Regions from separate parts of the Mus musculus genome. Here region 1 is linked to region 2. Evidence: chromatin loops called from intact Hi-C (ENCODE). Cell type or tissue: left cerebral cortex. All regions are shown on one strand. Each heading gives the region's core, and the rest is flanking DNA. Links, peaks and the distances in the headings are about the cores only.

What was found. Peaks named below come from ENCODE experiments on the same cell type or tissue, not always from the same donor. Only the 100,000 strongest peaks of a DNase experiment are listed, where the experiment ranks them.
Region 1: it touches region 2 in a loop (3-fold over the local background); 2 of 42 quality-filtered maps call a loop at or near these places.

What each region holds. Positions count from the first base shown.
Region 1 is chr6:142,500,040-142,505,039 of GRCm38, forward strand. Ldhb (lactate dehydrogenase B) reads right to left here. Exons shown (of 8, transcript NM_008492.3): 3 at 1,301-1,418. Among named protein-coding and RNA genes, the nearest start is that of Ldhb, 5.4 kb to the right of the region's middle. In left cerebral cortex, for the core only: no CTCF peak of the experiment used is centred there; DNase peaks (open chromatin) are centred at 2,198, 3,842 and 4,255; H3K4me3 peaks cover 1,007 bases; H3K27ac peaks cover 1,338 bases.
Region 2 is chr6:143,161,392-143,169,659 of GRCm38, forward strand. Etnk1 (ethanolamine kinase 1) reads left to right here and starts at 5,839. Exons shown (of 8, transcript NM_029250.2): 1 at 5,839-6,245. The coding sequence starts at 6,090. In left cerebral cortex, for the core only: a CTCF peak has its summit at 5,490; DNase peaks (open chromatin) are centred at 5,663, 6,096 and 6,446; H3K4me3 peaks cover 3,524 bases; H3K27ac peaks cover 2,864 bases.

The DNA of each region.
Region 1 (5,000 bases), core at 1-5,000, 660 kb before region 2:
AGAAGATGCCCCTGGGACAAATGCAGTGCAGTCTACTAGAAAAATCAGGATGCTACATATGGGCCCTGCTAGGGTTGTTGGTATTGTTTTAAAAGCATATTTTTTAAAAAGGATTTGATTTAAAAAATATGCAGCCAAACTTTTACTTCAGAAATAAAACGGTCTTGCCAGGCAAAGCACCACACACTAACAATCCCAGCCATTGGGAGGGGCTAGCCTCAAGTGCATAGTGAGTTCATGGTAACATGGATTCCATGAGGTCTATCTCAAGCAAACAAAATGACCACAGGGCACACACTCGGGAAATCAAGCCGATGAAGAGAACACTTGTTATGTGGTGTACAGCACCAAATGCTACACGGATGCTCATGACAAAATGTTCATGTGCCGTGTGCACCTGTTAGCACAATCTCCAGAAAATGGTTTTCTAGAAACGGATGCAGAAAAGCATGCCTGTGTGAGAAAGATGCAGAAAGCAACCACCACCATCATACATCATAATTTGTGATTTTTTTTCCTGATGATACAGCTGCAGACCTGGAGAAGGTCTCATTTTAAAAGACTATATAGGGCTGGTAAGATGGCTCAGTGGGTAAGAGCACCCGACTGCTCTTCCGAAGGTCCAGAGTTCAAATCCCAGCAACCACATGGTGGCTCACAACCATCTGTAACGAGATCTGGCGACCTCTTCTGGAGTGTCTGAAGACAGCTAAAGTGTACTTACATATAATAAATAGATAAATAAAAAGTTTTTTTTAAAAAAAAAGACTGTATAGTCTACAAAAAGTAGAATTGAGAGCAAATTTTAAATAATAAAGGGGGGGGGACCATTTCTAAGTAGATGGAAATTCTGTAGTCTTTGAACTTACTAAAATAGGTCATGAGTTTTTTGTTGTTAGAGATTACTAAAACTGCCCCATAATTCTAGCTTTCCCTAGTTAAAAAAAAAAAAAAGTTTATATAGGCAATGGTGGCACATGGTTTTAATCCCAGCTCTTGGGAGGCAAAGATACCCCAGGTCTATAGATCAAGTCCCAGGATAGTCATAGCTGTACAGAGAAACCCCGTCTCAAAAAAATAAATAAAAAATAAAAAAAATAAAAGAATGAACAAACAAATGGAGGATAACAAAAGAAAGAACAGAGAGAAGTTTAGGACAGAGTCTTCCAGTAATAGATAGCAACAAATCAACAAAAGTGAGTGATCAGTTTGCCGTACTGGAGGGTGCATCCCAAGTATCCATTCATACGAAAACCCCTTTCATGTTCGATCCCTTCGAGAGTGCGAAGAAGCTACCCACCTTTATCGGCCACAATTTTCGGAGTCTGGAGGAACAAGCTCCCGTGCTGCAGGTCCATCATCTCTCCTTTGAGCTTGTCTTCCAACACATCCACCAGGGCAAGTTCATCAGCCAGAGACTAGAAACACAAAACCAGCCGTTCGCTCCTGTTGTGGTCTGAGTGTCAAATAGCCCACAGGCTCGTGAGTTCTGAACACGTGGTTCCTAGGTAGCGGTGCTAACTGGGGACACTATACAACCTTTAGGACATGAAGCCTCACTAGATAAATGAGCCACTGGGATGGAGACCTTGAGCTTTACAGAACAGCTGGCTTTACTTCCTGGCTCATCTGTGAAGATGTTAGCAAGCAGCCTTACAGTCCTGCTACTGTGCTGTCCCTGCCATGACGGTCTGTACGGGAAAATTAAGCCCCTTCTCATTCAAATTGCTTGCCAGGTGTTTTTGGTTGTCACTAATCCAGCACCCAAAATCCTGCAAGGATGGCTTAGCCCCAATCTACCCCACAGAAGCCTTCTACAAATGGCTAAGCACCCAATGGCCAAAATCCTCAAGGACATTGGAGTATGGTATTCAATCATCTACAACCTACAATGTTTAGGTTGGCTCTGAGCAGCTCAGGGTCTTGGCAGGCAAGGCACCCAAGTCATAGGATGAAGAGTTATGTCATCAGGAACCCAATCCCAGGCACAGGGGGGGATGACAGCTCTGTATCAAATATGAATACTAATTTTATCTACTTTTTTTTTTTTACTTAAACATGTTTAGGGGAAAAAAGATTCTTCTCCTTTTCCATGGAGCATCTTAGAGCCCACAGAATTCTTATTTGCATTTTAAAGACCTCCCACTTAACAGCCTAACAGGCTGTGCGGGTGCCCAGGATCAGCGCGTCCAATCATCCTTTAGTAACAGCACATGTGAGCCACTGCAGTTAGCAGGGCAACACAATTCAGAGCTTAATGTAGGAAACCACATCCCAGGATGTCAGGGTCTCTGTGTCAGAGCGTGTGGAGAATTAGCTTGGAAGTGCATGCGTAGTCGAAGGAAAGAGATGAGCCAATACCTAAAGAAAAATAACCAAAGAGCTGAATCCAGCTGGCTGTGTATGACAGACCTCCTCGAAGAGCAGTTATACAGACAGAGGCATAGCAACTATGCTGCTGCCTGTCTCAAGTCTCTCTACCCACACCTCCATAGATTATACATTCACCGTGAATATAAAGATATTATTAAGGAGCAAGGCTGGTTGGAAGCCAAGAGTGTTACCGTAGAAATCTTTTAATCTTAAGTCTCCAGTGGAACAGATACAGTTGTGGATTTCGCCTCTTAGTTAATGAATGACAGCCATCAATGTGTTGGTATTTAAGGCTGGTGGTTTTATATTCAAGTGCCTATTAACCATGGGATTTTTGTGGGAGGGAAAGGTATAACTTTTCAAATAATTAACCCAACCGGTAAGCGGCATTAGCTAGTTTGCATTTTGAGCTTTGGCTAACCTGGGGATATGTGGGAAGGTATCCTGGGCGGCAGCAGCAGTGAGCTGCAAGATCCAGGGTCACAGTTCTCTCCAGTGTCCTATGCTGCTGTGGCACTGGGTGGGTTACGCATACTAAATAAACACATTGTTTTGTGGTGCTGAGGTATTGAATCCAAGGCCTTGTGCACGGCAGCCATGTTCTCTACTGGGGCGTATTTATCTCTATTGTCAACTTTTGGGTTATGGTCAGATACGTGGAGGACAGCCACCTGAGCCATTCTTCTGCTGCAGCTGTGTGACCCTGACAGGTGACCTCAGTTTATCTTAAAACAAGGGTAAGACAAGTTCCTATGAGGATGAGGTGATAACAGGCCAAGAATCGCAGCACCTGGAAGGTTGAACTGATGCAAGAGGGACCGCCAAGATACTAAGGCCAACCTGGTTTTTTTAGAGGAGACCCCAGAACAAAACAGTAATACACACCATACACACAAAAGAAAAGTTTTTAAGTTTACCAGTTATTTAAAATAGAGCACCTCAAACTTGTAATGCCCTCCCCTGCTCCACCTCCTGGATGTCGGGATTACTGGCATGTGCCATCATGCCCGACACCACACTTTAGATATTTTCTTTAATTTTATGTGTATATAACACATACACACATACACACACACATTTTTAAAAGAAATGTAAGCTCAATTGTTTTAACCAAAGTAAGAGTCAACACTAAATAAAGACCATTTAAAACCCCTACATTTCAGGAAACTATCACCTATCATAAGTATCTAGTTAATTAAAAAGTAGCTAGAGAAAGGAGAAAAGAACACACACCGATGAGTCCTTTGATAATTGTTTCTCAGTTAAAAGATTCACAGTTTGATCCTTGAGAACTTAAAGGTCACACGGTGGCTAGAGGGGTGGCGCAGTGGCTAAGAGCCCTGGCTGCTCCTGTAGAGGAATCAGTCTAGATCCCGAGAACCCACGTGGTGGCTCACAACATCTTAAACTCTAATTCCAGAGCAAACAACACGCTCTTCTAAGGCGGCCATTTTGGGCAGGAGTGCACAAACATCTATTCAGGCAAAACACCAAAGAAGTTAAAGTTTAGGGTCAGGCACGATAGCCCACACTGGTAAGGTAACCCCAACATTCAATCCCCACAAGCAGGAACAGTCACAAGTTTGAGGCCAGCGTGAGATACATACAGACTCTTAAAAACAATATAAATAAAAAAGGTCAAGAACAGAACTCAGGGGTTTAGTTGTAGAATGCTTGCCTAGCATACAAAAGAGTCCCTGGGCTCAATCCCCAACAAAACAACACATTAAACTTCACAAGCAGAAGGAATATGCTTGGTGGGAGGAATTCAAGCAGCTACCACACAAAAGGGTCAGTGTGCTCTACCCAGGGCGGGCAGGGGGTGGGGGGAGGGGCTGCCAGCTTGCTTCTCTCTCTCTTCCTACATTTAAGGAAGCTCTCAGAACAGGCAAGGCCTCAAGCCACTAAAACTAAGAGGAACATAAAGAAGCCATGGTGTGAACGGCAAAGGGTGTGTGTAAGGGCAGCCAGGAGTCTAGACAGTTAGACAGCAGAAGGAAGGTCAAGTCTGGAGACACCAAAGCAGCTTACAACTGATGTCGAGAGCTTCGGGCCACAATGACTGTGGAAACAAGCTGGAGAACTCAGAAACTTTGATCTTGCCAAGATATGCTCAGCTGGTTAAAGGAATGCATATATACATATGTGTGTATATACATATGCATGTACATATATAGAGAGAGGGAGCAAGAGAGAAGAGGAAGGAAGTAGAGAGAGTACGAGACAAAGCAAAATGCAGCAGGTTGATAAATCTGAAAGATGCATATGTGGAAGTGTTCATTATCAAAATAATCTTTACAAATTTCTATTACACTTGAAATCACTTCAAAATAAAGCCAGAGGTTCAAAGTTTGAAGATAGGAAGACATTCTTCAAAGTTCAGCAAGCATGTCTCTACAAAAAACTCTACAAACATGTCCTAAGAGGACAGATTCCACTGCATCTAAATTTTCCAGCCACAGAGCTCAGTTTACCACCACAGAAACGAGGCAAGTCACTATGCTATCCCTCTTGGTATGGGGCCCACCCAACAGATACAATGAGATAAATCACAAGGAGACACCAGAAAAGCAGGCACTGAAGAAGATGCCATGAAACTGACCTTTTTTTTTTTAAAAATAAAAATT
Region 2 (8,268 bases), core at 3,269-8,268:
CGAACTCAGAAATCCGCCTGCCTCTGCCTCCCGAGTGCTGGGATTAAAGGCGTGCGCCACCACGCCCGGCTAATGTTTGGTTTTTTTAATGTATAAAGTCCCCTGCTTGAGAGCTGCAGAATACACTCAGGTTCAGACTGCCTCTGTGTTTGTTTCTGTTTGTCACCGCCGAATCCTTACCAACTTACCTTCGAGGACCCCTCATTCCAGGCACCCCCATACCCGACTGGAGTGGTCCGTGGCACCCAGCATGTACAAAGCATGATCCTAGCGTGTGAAGAGCCCCAGCTTTAGTTCCTACACAGAACAAGGTGTTGGAGAGAGAGCTCAGCGGTTAGAGCATTTGCTGCTCTTTCCGGGGACCTATCGGTTCTCAGCATCCAGACGGCAGCTCAGAACCAACTGTAACTTCAGTTCCAGATCCCACACCCTACTTCTCACTTTCGTGGGTACCAGGCACACACATGGATACATACGTACATGTAAAATGCCTATACATATACATATAAACTAAAAATGAATAAATCTGAAGCACAAAACCAGAAAGTTTACCCCTTATATCCCAGCCCCCGTATACTTAATTTGTTATTACTTAATTTGGTTTGGTTGTTGAGACACGGTCTAATGTGGCCAAAGCTTTCTCCTGCTGCCGCTTCCCAAGTGCTGGAACTGCAGACAGATATCAACTCACGTAGCCTCCTGTGGATTTTATATAATATAGTTGGGGACAGTTTACTCGTCTCTGTTCCGTCACATCCCCAGTTGTAACGCACAGACACTGCTTAGGGTCATGGAGGGGATAGTGGAAAACCGTAGGCTCTCTGCTCTTAGAGGGCGATCTGATAGAATTAGATTTATCCTCGAGGCCGGGAACGCAAGAGGCAAGACAGGACCTGCACCGTCAGCCCTGCCCCACAGCGCAGCAGTATAATCTATGACTGTGCGCCCAGAAGTCATTCACAGGGTCTGCCTCAGGGTTGGGCGTGCAGACTGTAGGCAGCCAGCTGCCTCGGGCGATCTTCTCCTGGTTCAGCAGAGCAGGTGTAGCCTTGTTCAGCTAAGGCTTCTTTCCTTTTGTTTTTTTTTTTTTTTTTTTTTTTTTGCTTCACACTGAATGCTTGGTATTGCAGATGTTCTGAATTCTGAGTTTTCAGATAATGTTACATTGACAAACCTTAATTTTCTGTTAGGTGTATAGGAGTGGTATTAAGCATTTTTTTTCATCCTTAAAATTAAATTTGGGGGGTTGCATACAAAGAAATGGGTATTGTTCCAGAATCTTCATGCACATGTGTTATTTCATGGTGTTTTAGCTTGTTCCCCTCCCCCACTCTCTCCATTCCCCTCCCCCACTGTCCATCAGGCTCACCTCCCTTTGATTCTTCAATGTTTCTCTTGTTGTCAGGAGTCCCATTCCTTCTTCCTTTCCTTACACACACACACACACACACACACACACACACACACACACACGAGAGAGAGAGAGAGAGAGAGAGAGAGAGAGAGAGAGAGAGAGAGAGAGAGAGAGGGATCGAGCATAGAGAGTATGTCTTTCTCTTTCTTACTTGTTTGGTTTGGTTTAACACAATGATTTCCAGTTCGTTTTCCTACAAATATTACAATTTCTCTTTTTCATTAAAGCTAAGCAAAATGGGTTGTGTATGTCACTTCCTTCCTTCTTTCTTTCTTTCTTTCTTTCTTTCTTTCTTTCTTTCTTTCTTTCTTTCTTTCTTTCTTTCTTTCTTCTTTCTAGACAGGGCCTCACTATGTAGCTCTGGCTGTCCTGGAACTCACTATGTAGACAGGTTGTGCCTTGAACTCAGAGATCCTACATTTGTCTTTCTAGGCTGGTTCGCTTCTTAGTCCTAAGACTAGCTCAGCGACAAACATAAGCGTGTGAGCACCTCTGTGGTATGCTGATTCAGAGTCCGCTGGGTAATAACCAATTAAACATGTTTTCAATTGGGTAGATGATCCAGCTGTTAGACATGCTTGTATAATTTGATTGCACAGAATATTTTCTTCAGTAGATACTTTCTGTTGTTACTCTGGGAATGAAATCGAACTCTGTTATAATTAAAATATTTATCACTTGAACCTCTGGGTTTGTACTCGGTCATGCGTTCGCTCCCTTACACAGAATGCTCATTACATAACACGTTATAAATACTCTCCTTCATCATTTATGTATGGCATAATTGTTATGACTTAACAGTGCGATGTGGTTATCACAGAGCAGAGTTTTAAAGATGTTTTATCATGTGTAAAAGAAAGAAATGGGGGCCAGCAATATGGCTCAGCAGTCACATGCACTCCAGGCTTTATGAAGGGAATTCCATCCCTAGGATCAACAAGGGAGGAGAAGAGGGCAGACTTCTACAAGTTGTCCTCTGCTTTGGATACTATTCTCCTCAGAAAAATAAATACAACGTAATAAAACTGTGAACTGTAAAATAATGTCAAAAAAAGAAGTAAGAAAGGAAAAAAAAATTCAGTGTAAGAAATGAGGCCAAGATGCCTGGGCTGCACCTGAGTTTGCCCCGAGACCACTATCACCATCACTACCACCACCACCACCACCATCACCACCGTCACCACTAATCAGGAAAGAAAATAAACAAGAGAAGTGTGTGTGCTACAGGTGAGCTGGGATGTCTTATGTTGGGGAATCAGTCCTTGAAGTGAGAGAGTGAGTGAGCTTTCAAGGAAGACCCATACACACGGGAAGCAACTGGCACAAACTGGATGCTTCCTGATAACGTTTGTCGTGACAACTGCCGTGCATCCTTTCGGTGTTTGTCACATGGTGCTACAGTTTTACTGACCCACTGGAAAGAAGACTAGACCCAGGATAACAGATGAGCTGGCCATCAAAAGCATCCATCATAATCTGTGGACATTTGATGATGGAATCCCTGACAGAGGCTGCTCTTACTTACAGTGGGCTGGCAGAGTGTCAAGTCTTTACTAGCATGGCTTACAGTTGATTAGCATCATTTATGCCACCACTGCTATTTTAAGCCCTGGAAATGTGGCAGTAGATAAGATAAACTGTACCTTTTCCTCCTAGGGCCAACTTTCTAGTACAAAAGATGAACCCAGAAGAGGTGAACACACTCCCTGATCGTTGACAACTCGCTTGGCCATGCAGATAATAAAACCCACAAAACGGACCAAGTCTGACGGGAGGCAGAGGCAGGATGGTCACATGCTCCTACCAGAATTTGGCGGTTTTAGTCTTCTCAGTTTTAGCCGAATCTCACTGTTATTTAAAGTTACAGTCCTTAATGACTTAGGTTGTTGCACATGTTCTCAATGGATGCTGGCTTTGCTGTGTGTCTTCTTGGTAAATGCTATGCTCCTCTGAATATGCTAACGGTGAGTTTTTCCTGGCATGTTATCACATGGTTTTTTTTTTTTTTTTTTTGGTTTTTCGAGACAGGGTTTCTCTGTATAGCCCTGGCTGTCCTGGAACTCACGTTGTAGACCAGGCTGGCCTCCAACTCAGAAATCCGCCTGCCTCTGCCTCCCGAGTGCTGGGATTAAAGGCGTGCGCCACCACGCCCGGCATCACATGGTTTTAATCTCAGCATTTAGGAGTGCAGAGGCAGGTGGGTTTGTGAGCTCCATATTAGCTTGGTCTACCTAATAAATTCCAGGCCAGTTAGGGCTGCATAGTTAGAATTCTTTTTCAGACTGAGAGGGCCGGAGGGGGGGAGGGACAGAGAGTGGGGGGTGGGTTTGTTTTAATCACAGCACGCAGGAGGCAGAGGTAGGTAGATCTCTGTGAGTTCAAGGCAAGTTTCAGGTCGGCCATGGGATGCCTACAAAGATTCTTATTTTTTTAAAAAGGAAAAAGAACTAGTATGTTTGTTTGTTTGTTTGTTTGTCTGTTTAGAAACAGGCTCTCGTATTTCCTGAGTTCCTTATGATCATCTGTGGTGCCTCCCGAGTGCCAGGGTTACCCTGTGCCTGACCTTTTGCATGCTTTCTTAAAATTTTATTTTTAATTTAAATTGAATTTGGTGTTAGTTGTTTAGTTATATTCCATATAATTCTTAAAAATGTAACGATTTAATAAGGAGATACTACTCAAAACGTAGAAGTATTAGTGTGTTCTGTTATTTTAGTCTCATTAGATAGAATACATAATCTAGTGTGTCCTGTAATACTCCCCTTACCGTGTGTGTGTGTGTGTGTGTGTGTGTGTGTGTGCGTGTATGTGTGTGGGTGCGCTCAGGGTACTGAAAGTAGGGCATTCTATAGTGGTTTTTTTTTTTTTTTTTTTTTTTTTTTTTTGAGTTTTTCAAGACAGGGTTTCTCTGTGTAGCCCTGGCTGTCCTGGAACTCACTTTGTAGACCAGGCTGGCCTCGAACTCAGAAATGCCTGCCTCTGCCTCCCAAGTGCTGGGATTAAAGGCGTTCACCACCACTGCTGGGCTACATAGTGGTTTTTAAAAACACATACTCAAGTCTGGAAAATGGTCAATAAATTTACAATGTTGCAAAAATGCAGGAGTGGATTTCCCACTTTTTAGTGTAGGAAGTTTATCATTATCTCAGACTTATTTGTGACTTACAAAGGTATGTAGCCTCATTCAGAACAATGAGAACATAAATGTGTGCTAATGGGTAATACAACATTTGATCATTCACAAGTTATTCACTTGTACTCAGCCCCGGGGAGGCCAGAAGTCAAGGTGAAAGTCACCTCCATTGTCTCCGTCATAAAAGGAAAGCACAAGGGCGGACCAAAAACTTGTAGATGATCCGGTTGCCAGTATTTCTCTAACAAGCAAAGAGCAGAGCCTTTCTGATACAGGAGGTTTCATGTAGCCGTGCGAGTCCCAGGACGCGCTATGATTTAGCATGACAGATCTAATTTTCTTTCCTTCCAATTCCCTCCGAGTCTCTACCTTATATAACCGGCTTTGAATAATTCTCAGCAACGTCAACTATCTGACCCTTAAAATGAGTGTTTCAGTCGTCTATTATCGGTCGGCTGATGACTAAGTATATCCCGGGCAAACCTGGAACTCACTATGTAGCCCGGCTGGTTTGGAACTCGTGGCAATCCTGCCTTAGGCACCTGAGAACTAGGACAGGTATAGGTCATCACACCACTGTCACCGGTTTACTCTCACTTTACGTAAAGTTTGCCCCAAATACTGTGATTTCTATGTACCGTCAAAGGGAACTGGGTTGCTGAACCAAGCAAGCATGTAGTTCTGTGCACACAGCTTCAGGAACAAGGCGAGCAAATTAATCCAGCTTGGCCGGTTGAGGCCAGGCTAAGCTCACAGCTTAAATTTAGGGTTATTTCAGGACGTGCCTTCTGCGTCCCGTAAGAACGTCAGCCCTAAGTAAGCAGAGCCCACGACCCTAGTGATCTAGAAAGGTGACGCTTCCTTGACTCCTGACAGGGCTGGGTAGCACTCCACAGCTCATCGGTAGAGTTCGAAAGGGCTCGGCAGAGCTCGACAGCGCTCCGGCAGAGCTCGGCAGAATTCGGTAGGGCTCCGGTAGCGCTCGGGCAAGGCTCGTTAGAGCCCCGGTAGGGCTCGGCAAAGCTCGACAGTGCTCCGGCAGGGCTCGGCAGTGTTCGGCAAGGCTCGTAAGCGCTCCGGCTGGGCTCGGCCGCGCTCGGACTCCTTCGGGTGCAGGAGCCCAGCCAACCCCACAGTAGCGGAGTGCCTGGCGGTGCGCGCTCCCCGAGACCCCGATCCCCAAGAGCCCCGAGGCCCGCCCATTGTGCCGCGGGGTTCGCCACCCCGCCAGCCGCCTGACGCAGCCGAGGCTCCGCCCCCGGCGTGACGCTAGCGTCAGGCCAGTCCCGGCATGCTTCGCGGCCGCCCGCGGTCTAGCGCACTGAGGCATCTTCCCGAGAGCGGCCGTGCCTCCGCGTCTCTGCACTGCGCACCCCGTCCGGCCGCCCGGTTGCCCCCGCCGCCCGCCCGTGCGTCCGAGCGGCCGCAGCCCTCCGCCGAGGGCGCCCCGGGACGGAAGGGTCCAGCAGCCTGCCGGCGCCCGCCGCGCTCGTGGTCGCCGTCGCCGTGGTCGTCGTGGTCGTGTCCGCCGTCGCCTGGGCCATGGCCAATTACATCCACGTCCCGCCCGGCTCGCCCGAGGTGCCGAAGCTCGACGTGACGGTGCAGGACCAGGAGGAGCAGCGCTGCCGCGACGGCGCCCTGAGCCTGCTGCGGCACCTGCGGCCGCACTGGGACCCCCGGGAGGTGACCCTGCAGGTGAGGCCGGACGGGCACCGGGTTTCCTTCCCGAAGCCGCCGCGTCAGCGACGTCTGCCCGGCCCCTGAAGAGGCTCCCGGGGATGGCTGCCGCGGCCCTCGTCATGCCTCTCCTCCCAGACCCCGCAGCCCATCCGCCTCCCGCGGTCCTCTCCGCTGCCCTCCCTCCCCTGCGCTTCCCTCCCATCCCTGCCTTATCCAGCCCGAGATCTTCCCACATCCCCATCTCCGAGCCGCGGGAGAACAACTCCTTTCCAAAGCGGAATGACCGGGGACCTGCTGCTGCCCACGCCAGGATGCTAGGGAACGCTATGCCGTGCGTTATAGGAAGGCTTGAATTGGAAGGTTTCTAAATTTGTAAAGTCTTAGAAGAATTAATGCTCAGGGTTGGAGTGAGCAGTGGCCTGGGAATATTTTCGTGAGTCAGTGGCTTTAAAGACAAAAATTCTCAGAAGGATACCCCTACCCCCGAAAAGCTAGGATTAGGAAAAAAAAAAGGCACTTGCAAGTTATGATCCACCATACCCACAATTTATCTGGTGTAATTGGTTATAGTTTTTTCAGTGCACAGCTTGTAGGATTACTAAGGTGAATTTCCTTTTTCCTTGCAAACAAGCCAAATTAGTAAAATTTTAACGGTTTGGGATTGTTTTAGATTTGAGCAGTAATTTGTATTATTCAAGACGTCTGTCATTTTGATGACTCCAATACATTGTTGGGGGTTTATACAGGATTTATTGATTTAAGTTTTTTGCTAAATTTTTTTTTTAGTATAATTAAAACATGAGTAGTGTCTAGGCCCCAGAGCAGTTCCTGACACTTGGGGGCTTTTATGAGTTTTAGTTTCGATTCTTGTTAGAAGTGTTCTGAGCAGCTGAAAGAGACCGACCCATATGTTTTGGGGAAGAAACTTGTTAGACAAAAGACTTTGACATTTAAGGTGTGCCTGTTGGCCAAGTATATAGGAAATAGTTGATTCAAAATGATTTTTATGTATAACTTGGAAGATTATTGCATTTCCTTTAAGGAAGTGCTTTTCAAATGGAAGCATATCTGTTTGTGTATTTTTTGCAGTGCTGGGAAAGGCAGCTCTGGATCCTAGGCCAGTGCTCTACCTCTGTATGTAGCCCTCATGTTAGACTGTTAATATAGTGTATTCACTTGCTTGTTTGAGAGGGTTTTAAAATTTAATAAAATCTATTTCTGGAAAATATCTTACTAATTAAAGGCAGTTCTGCTTCCTGGTATACTGCAGTGCTGGCAACCCATATTGTTTTTTAGCAGTGACTTTTTCAAGTTTGAAGCTTGGAATTTCCTTTCATTTATTTGTGTGTAGAAAGTGGTAATAGCTGTCGAGTGAAGTGCTGTCTGCTGGATTGGGTTGAGCTCTTTTTAAAGTCATCGTTGCCTAGGAAATCCTAGGTAGGTGCTCTCTCTTTTACCTCACGTGAAATCTAGTGAAGGAAAGCCAGGGTAAAGAAGGACTTAAAGCTATTCTGACTGTTATATAGGAGATGAGGGTAAATCATGACTTATATGTATTTTTCTTTTTCCAGGCAAGGTGGCTAGATCCCTCACTCAACTGGCACCCCATTGTGGTGGGGTTGCAGGTTTTTGCCACCATTCCTGACCTATGCTGTGACTATGAACTGTAACCTTTGGGTTCATAATCTGAACTTATGTGTATTTAACAGATATTACTCACTTCTAAAATCAATAATTAGAAATTCATCCCCTCCTTGTGCAAGCAGAACTCTTGGATCAGAAGCGGAGCCATCAGTAAGTCAAGGCTAGGGTTCTTTATTCTGCCCCAGCTCCTAGAGGGACTTACATATGCTAGGACACTGCAAACCAGTGGTGCCTTGGGGCCTTGTTTAGTAATTCCAATTTTGTCATTATTTGTATTCTTTTGAGACAAGGTCTCACTGTAGCTCCATCCGGTTTGGAGCTGGCTCTGTAAACCAGGCTGGCCTCTTGAGCCTTGGGCTTTAAGGCTTTTGTCACTGTGGCCTGCTTGTTTAGT